Regions from separate parts of the Homo sapiens genome. Here region 1 is linked to region 2. The links are chromatin loops, found by intact Hi-C in ENCODE. Cell type or tissue: endothelial cell of umbilical vein. All regions are shown on one strand. Each heading gives the region's core, and the rest is flanking DNA. Links, peaks and the distances in the headings are about the cores only. Region 1 has its middle 2.0 kb from the start of LINC02757. Region 2 overlaps EMSY (EMSY transcriptional repressor, BRCA2 interacting).

What was found. Peaks named below come from ENCODE experiments on the same cell type or tissue, not always from the same donor. Only the 100,000 strongest peaks of a DNase experiment are listed, where the experiment ranks them.
Region 1: it touches region 2 in a loop (10-fold over the local background); 2 of 110 quality-filtered maps call a loop at or near these places.

What each region holds. Positions count from the first base shown.
Region 1 is chr11:76,630,994-76,633,917 of GRCh38, reverse strand. No RefSeq gene overlaps it. Among named protein-coding and RNA genes, the nearest start is that of LINC02757, 2.0 kb to the right of the region's middle. In endothelial cell of umbilical vein, for the core only: no CTCF peak of the experiment used is centred there; a DNase peak (open chromatin) is centred at 1,767; H3K27ac peaks cover 1,406 bases.
Region 2 is chr11:76,550,136-76,553,012 of GRCh38, reverse strand. EMSY (EMSY transcriptional repressor, BRCA2 interacting) reads right to left here. Exons shown (of 22, transcript NM_001300942.2): 22 at 1-2,877. The coding sequence ends at 2,867. Among named protein-coding and RNA genes, the nearest start is that of LINC02757, 79 kb to the left of the region's middle. In endothelial cell of umbilical vein, for the core only: a CTCF peak has its summit at 1,424; DNase peaks (open chromatin) are centred at 1,382 and 2,032; H3K27ac peaks cover 819 bases.

The DNA.
Region 1 (2,924 bases), core at 298-2,797, 81 kb before region 2:
CCAGCACTTTAGGAGGCCGAGGTGAGTGGATCACAAGATCATGGGTTGGAGACCAGCCTGGCCAATATGGTAAAACCCCGTCTCTAATAAAAATACAAAAAAAATTAGCCAGGCGTGGTGGCGCATGCCTGTAATCCCAGCTACTTGGGAGGCTGAGGCAGGAGAATTGCTTGAACCCAGGAGGCGGAGGTTGCAGTGAGTGGAGATCACGCCCCTGCACTCCAGGCTGGCAACAGAGCAAGACTCCGTCAAAGAAAAAAAAAAAAAAAAGGGGGGGGCGGATGAAGAAGATCTCTGCATGCGTGTCATGACAGTGTGACCTCCGGGCTGGGTACAACGTTAACTGAAAAGCAGAGTGGACTAAAATGCATATAGTACGTTATCGTTTTATCCAACAAAAAGGAGGGAATACACAAATACATGCGTGTTTTTAAAATTAAGTATCAGTTAAAAGATAAAAAATAAAATTAAACAATTGTTGTCTGCTGGAGTGGGGAGGAAGTGTGGTAAGGGAATGGAGTAGAAGCCAGGCTTCTCTGAATATACCTTATTATATAGGTTAGCTTTAGAAGTACATAAATTCTTTCCATAAAAATAAAACAAAATTAAATCTAAATAAAAGTCAAAAGCAATCACCCCAAATAAAGAGCAAAATGAAATCAATAAATCTGTGTATTGAATTGTTTTCTTCACCAAGCAAAGCTGAATTATTTTAAGTGATTTAGAAACCTGGTAACTTGACTATAGCTTGACTAGTAGGCTATATATTCTAAGGATAAAAGAATCACAGACAAATTATAAAGTATTTTCAGTAATCATATTATTAATACCACTATTGGTGTTATTATTCTGATATTTTTATAATATGTATATATAGAAAGAAAGTAGGAGAAATGAATCAGTAATAATGTCAATGTTGTTAGGAAGCAAGATGTTCAGCATTAGACAAAAGAGATTCAGATACAAAATCAAAATACTTATGTAAAAGCCCTATAGCTGAAGGTTTTATTCAAACTATCAATATGAACCCTTGATATATATCTTCTTAAGAAAAAAATTTCCTAGCTCTGCACCTTGAGAAGATCTAAAAGCAAAGACCAACTCAGCATATCTCACACCTCACACCCAGATTTGTGGTTTCTAAATGCCACTTCTTGTAAAAAAGAACCAGGGCTTCTTGAAGAAATATCTAATTCCAGGTCCAGGCGGAAAAAACACAAGACAAACCTGGACATCTCGTTATACCAGAAAGTCAGGACAGTATTAAACACCACTAGGGTCAGGCCAAAAGGACTCAGATGACCAAGAGATCTCTATGGGCCAAAGGTGGGACAATTTGAGTGACAACAAGGTTAATAACTGCAATAAATTGAAAATTTTCAAATGCATTTAAAAATATTAGATAATAATTTAAAAAAAAAAACAAAACCAACAAAAAAAAACTTTGCTGATCACCTCTAGAGACTGTGAGGGAATCAGCTCATTATTCTGAAAACTGATAAGTAAAGGGGAAATCAGCCAGCATTAGTTCTGTCCTTCCTAAACCAATTGTACCTTAGGGGAACCAAAGCATCAGGAGAGAAGTTTTTCTCCATAGAAGTGTTCCAGCTAATAAATGAAGAAAGAATGATAAAATTAAAACATCATTGTTTTGTAATTCTCTAATGAAATAATAGATATAGGCAATGATCATCACAGCCTTCTAAAGGCACAAAAGGAGAGACAACCAAACATTATAAATATGATGTTCCTTCTGAGGGAAGTAGACACGCCACCTATGAAGCATTCTTCCTAGCACATTGAGTCTAATCAAGTGTTTAGATCTAACTACCAATTTACGGGAAAGGCAGGAAACTGAGGAATGTGTTAAATAACACTATGGGGGAATGCAGCCAGAAGGTGGAAAACTACATGGGATCAACAACTTTGTTTAGTCAACAAATATATATATATATATTTTTTTAAAACAGGAAATCCCAGCATTTTGGGAGGCTGAGGTGGGAAGATCATTTGAGCCCAGGAGTTTGAGACCAGCCTGGGCAACATGGCAAAACCCCATCTTCCATGAAAAAAAAAAAAATACAAAAATTAGCCAGTGTGGTGGCACATGCCTGTAGTCACAGCTATTAATACTTGGGAGCCTGAGGTGGCTGAATCACTTGAGCCTGGAAGGTGGAGGTTGCAGTGAGCCGAGATCACACCACTGCACTCCAGCATGGGGAACAGAGTGAGACAGTGTCTCAAGACAAAATAAAAATAAAAAATAAGGAGAGACCAGACTCAGTTGCTCACACCTGTAATCCCAGCACTTTGGGAGGCTGAGGTGGGAGGATCACTTGAGCTTAGGAGTTTGAGACCGGCCTGGGCAACATGGCGAAACCCTGTCTCTACAAAAACTACAAAAAATTAGCCAGGCATGGTAGCGCATGCCTGTGGTCCCAGCTACTCAGGAGGCTGAGGTGGGAGGATCACTTGAGCCCAGGAGGTTGAGGCTACAGTGAGCCAAGATCATGCCACTGCATACCAACGTGGGTGACAGAGTGAGTTAGACCCTGATTCAAAATAAAAAAAAAAACCACCCCCTCCCCCCCCAAAAAAGAGAGAGGAAGTAGAAAAGATTGAAAGAGATTTAAGAGAAAACGATCAAATGCAATGTATGGAACTTGTGTAGATCCTGATTTTGAACAAATCAACTTTAAAAGATCTGTAAAAGATCTTTGTTAGACAATGGGGAATTTTTTTATTTGGAAGACAGCTGGCCTTGAACTCCAGGGCTCAAGTGATCCTCCTGCCTCAGCCTGCCAAAGTTCTGGGAGTAATTATACTTAGAAGCATGATTTGGAGTAATCTGGAGTAATCACGCTTACAAGTGTGAGCCACCACGCCTGGTTTATTGGGGAAATTTAAACACCACTATATACTAT
Region 2 (2,877 bases), core at 378-2,877:
ATATATTTCACACAATGGAATGGCCATAAAAAGAAATGTAGTACTGACACATTCTACAACACGGATGAACCTTGAAAATACGCTAAGTGAAAGAAGTCACAAAAGACCACATATTATATAATCTCATTTATATGAAATGTCCACATTTCTTATGGCACATCCATAAGAGGCAGAAAGTAGAGGAGTGGCCACCCAGGGCTGGAGCGATGGTGGTGGTGGTTTCATTTCAGGATTTCTTTTGTGATTAATGAAAATGTTCTCAAATTGATTGTGGTAATGGCTTGCCCAACTCTGTGGATATACTAAAACCATTAAACGGTATACTTTAAATGGGAGAGTTTATGGCATGTGAATATCTCAATGAAGCCCCCTTTGGTTTTTAATCCTCTAAGTTCACCATAAACTGCATCTGCAATACTAGGCACTTATTAAAGTTTACTTTAAGCCAAATGGATTTTTCTTATCACTGCCTAATAGTTGTTAGGATTCTAAAAATTCTGTAGCATTTGCATTGTAATTTGTTAATATCCTTCAAAGAGATGACTTTAAATTACTTTTAAATTATGTACTTAAATGTGGAATACTAATAGATATAATGCTAAGACTTTCAGTAAAGGGATGTCTGAAAATCCATATATGGCATCATCATCTATCCACTTTATAAAAAAACCTAAGTATTGTTCTTATTTTCTCCTGTCTTCATTCCTTGTATCCATTTCATGAGCAGGAAGCCCTGTTTATAAACTTCATAAGGATAGGATTTCCTGTTTGTTCACTATGGTATCCCCAGTGCACAGAATACTACTTGTCATACAGAAGATGCTCAATTAATATTTGTTGAATAAATAAATGAATGCATGCTCTATTTGGAATTAACACCTTTAAAAGAAAAATTTTAAATTTCACTTGATAATTTCTTAATATTTGTAATTCTTTAAAAAAATGTAGATGATAGCACTTTTATTTGCCATTCCAATTGCAGAAACATATGAAGGCTAAATTCTCAAGGGACACAGGTATGCTATGCTGCCAAAATATGTAGAACATAACTTTATTCAAGTTTGCTCTTGTTACTTGATCCATGAATATTTAAAAGATACTTTATTTTATAAAAACTTAATCTGTAAGTAATGGATTGATCATAACAGAGGGCTTAACCTGGAATACATGGATAGGCTTAGAGGCCCATGAGCCCCTAAAATTGTATGCAAAGTCTAACATGTATTTAACATGTTGCATGTGTATCTTTTTGGTGAGAGTTCATAGTTTACCAAAGAAGTCTATGACCCAAGAAAGGTTAAAAAATTACTTAACTAGAAACAGTCACAAAGTTTTTTAAACATGAATTTGTACAATAAAATAATATCCAACAGCTCCATCTATGGGTAAATCATTATCACCTAGCAGAACTAGTGACAACCACCAGAGATCAGCGCATCTTATGAATGCTTGTGTTTAAATCTTCAGTGTCACTCTAGTGGGAATTTATTAACTATAGTATCACAGCTTTTTCCCCCCAGATGTAGATGCAAAAATTAGGAGACCGTTGATGAATTCTACTTACAGTACTTCAGCACCAAAAAAACTGGGCAGTTATGCTGATAAATGTATGTACAGTTCAACATTTGTCAGTCTTAAAATGCTTATTTATAGTGAAATCTATATAAAACCGTTAAAAACTTTTCTATTTACATTTTTAAAAATGAAAAGTATAGTTTCCTTTGCCACAACTTGTCAAAACTCTTACCCTCCCACCCCCTTACCCCTTTCACTCTACTTGTGACAGACAGTGATCACAAGACCAAAACATATTGCTTAAACAAACTGTGTCCTAAAAAGATAGAAGGCTTAAAAACATTACATTTAGAACTGTAAATGAACTTTTTATACATTTCAAAGGGGCTTAAACAAAAGTATGTAAAAGTTATTTTCAAAGTCTCAGTCCAATGTGAATGTGCAATTTCAACGTTAAGAAAGCATCATATGAATGAATAATTTGTTTTCTTAACATGACCAAACATTTCCTTTAGGTCTGAAAACGTTTCTTTTCCTCTGCTTCGCAATGAAACATTTTTTAGTAAGTTTTCTTAAAGGAAGAGGGAAAGTGGGGAGACGACGACAGTGGAAAGCGTAGGCAATCCTGGTTTACAAGAAATTTGTCAGAAGGAGTACGGCCTGCTTTGAAATGTTTACACTTAAATAAATAGAAGGCAAGTGTGCTGCTTAGAGCACAAAGGAACAATACAATAAATTAGCACACAACTGATAAGAATGCACAAGCCACCCAAAAAGTACCTCCCACTGGTTAGGGATCTGATTTCTACCATCCAACAAGGATTCTTTAATGCCAGTATTATTCTAGGTGTTTATAAACTAATTATGAACTGAGAAAATGTAAAATTTTAACCAATTCAACACTTCCAGGGATTTGCAAAAACATACAAGTTTTTAAAAAACTTTTCCTGACACATCATTTCAAAATACAACTATTCACATTCTCCTTTTAGATGGTATTTTGCTCAGTAGAAACCAGTTGAGAAACATTCACAGGAAGTCTCTTTCCACTGCAAGACAAAACTGTTTCACCGGCCATGATCCAACAGAGAAAGAAGACCAGGTCTTAAGTCACTGTAAATGTGCAGCTTTTTTTTTCTTTTTCATTTTTTTTTAAAAAAGTACATTCCCCTGTGAGTTTTATCTTGTTTTAAAAAGCTGCTCCTGCAGCAACATCTTGTTGAAACACTGCTGTTTTAGGGTCCACAGCCTAAGTACGGGCAAAGTGCTCTTTTTAGTCATCAAAATACAAGGGTTTCCCTGGACACTTGGTAACCAAGCAGGTTTTAAAGTGCACTATTGTGTCCAAACACTAGGACCGTT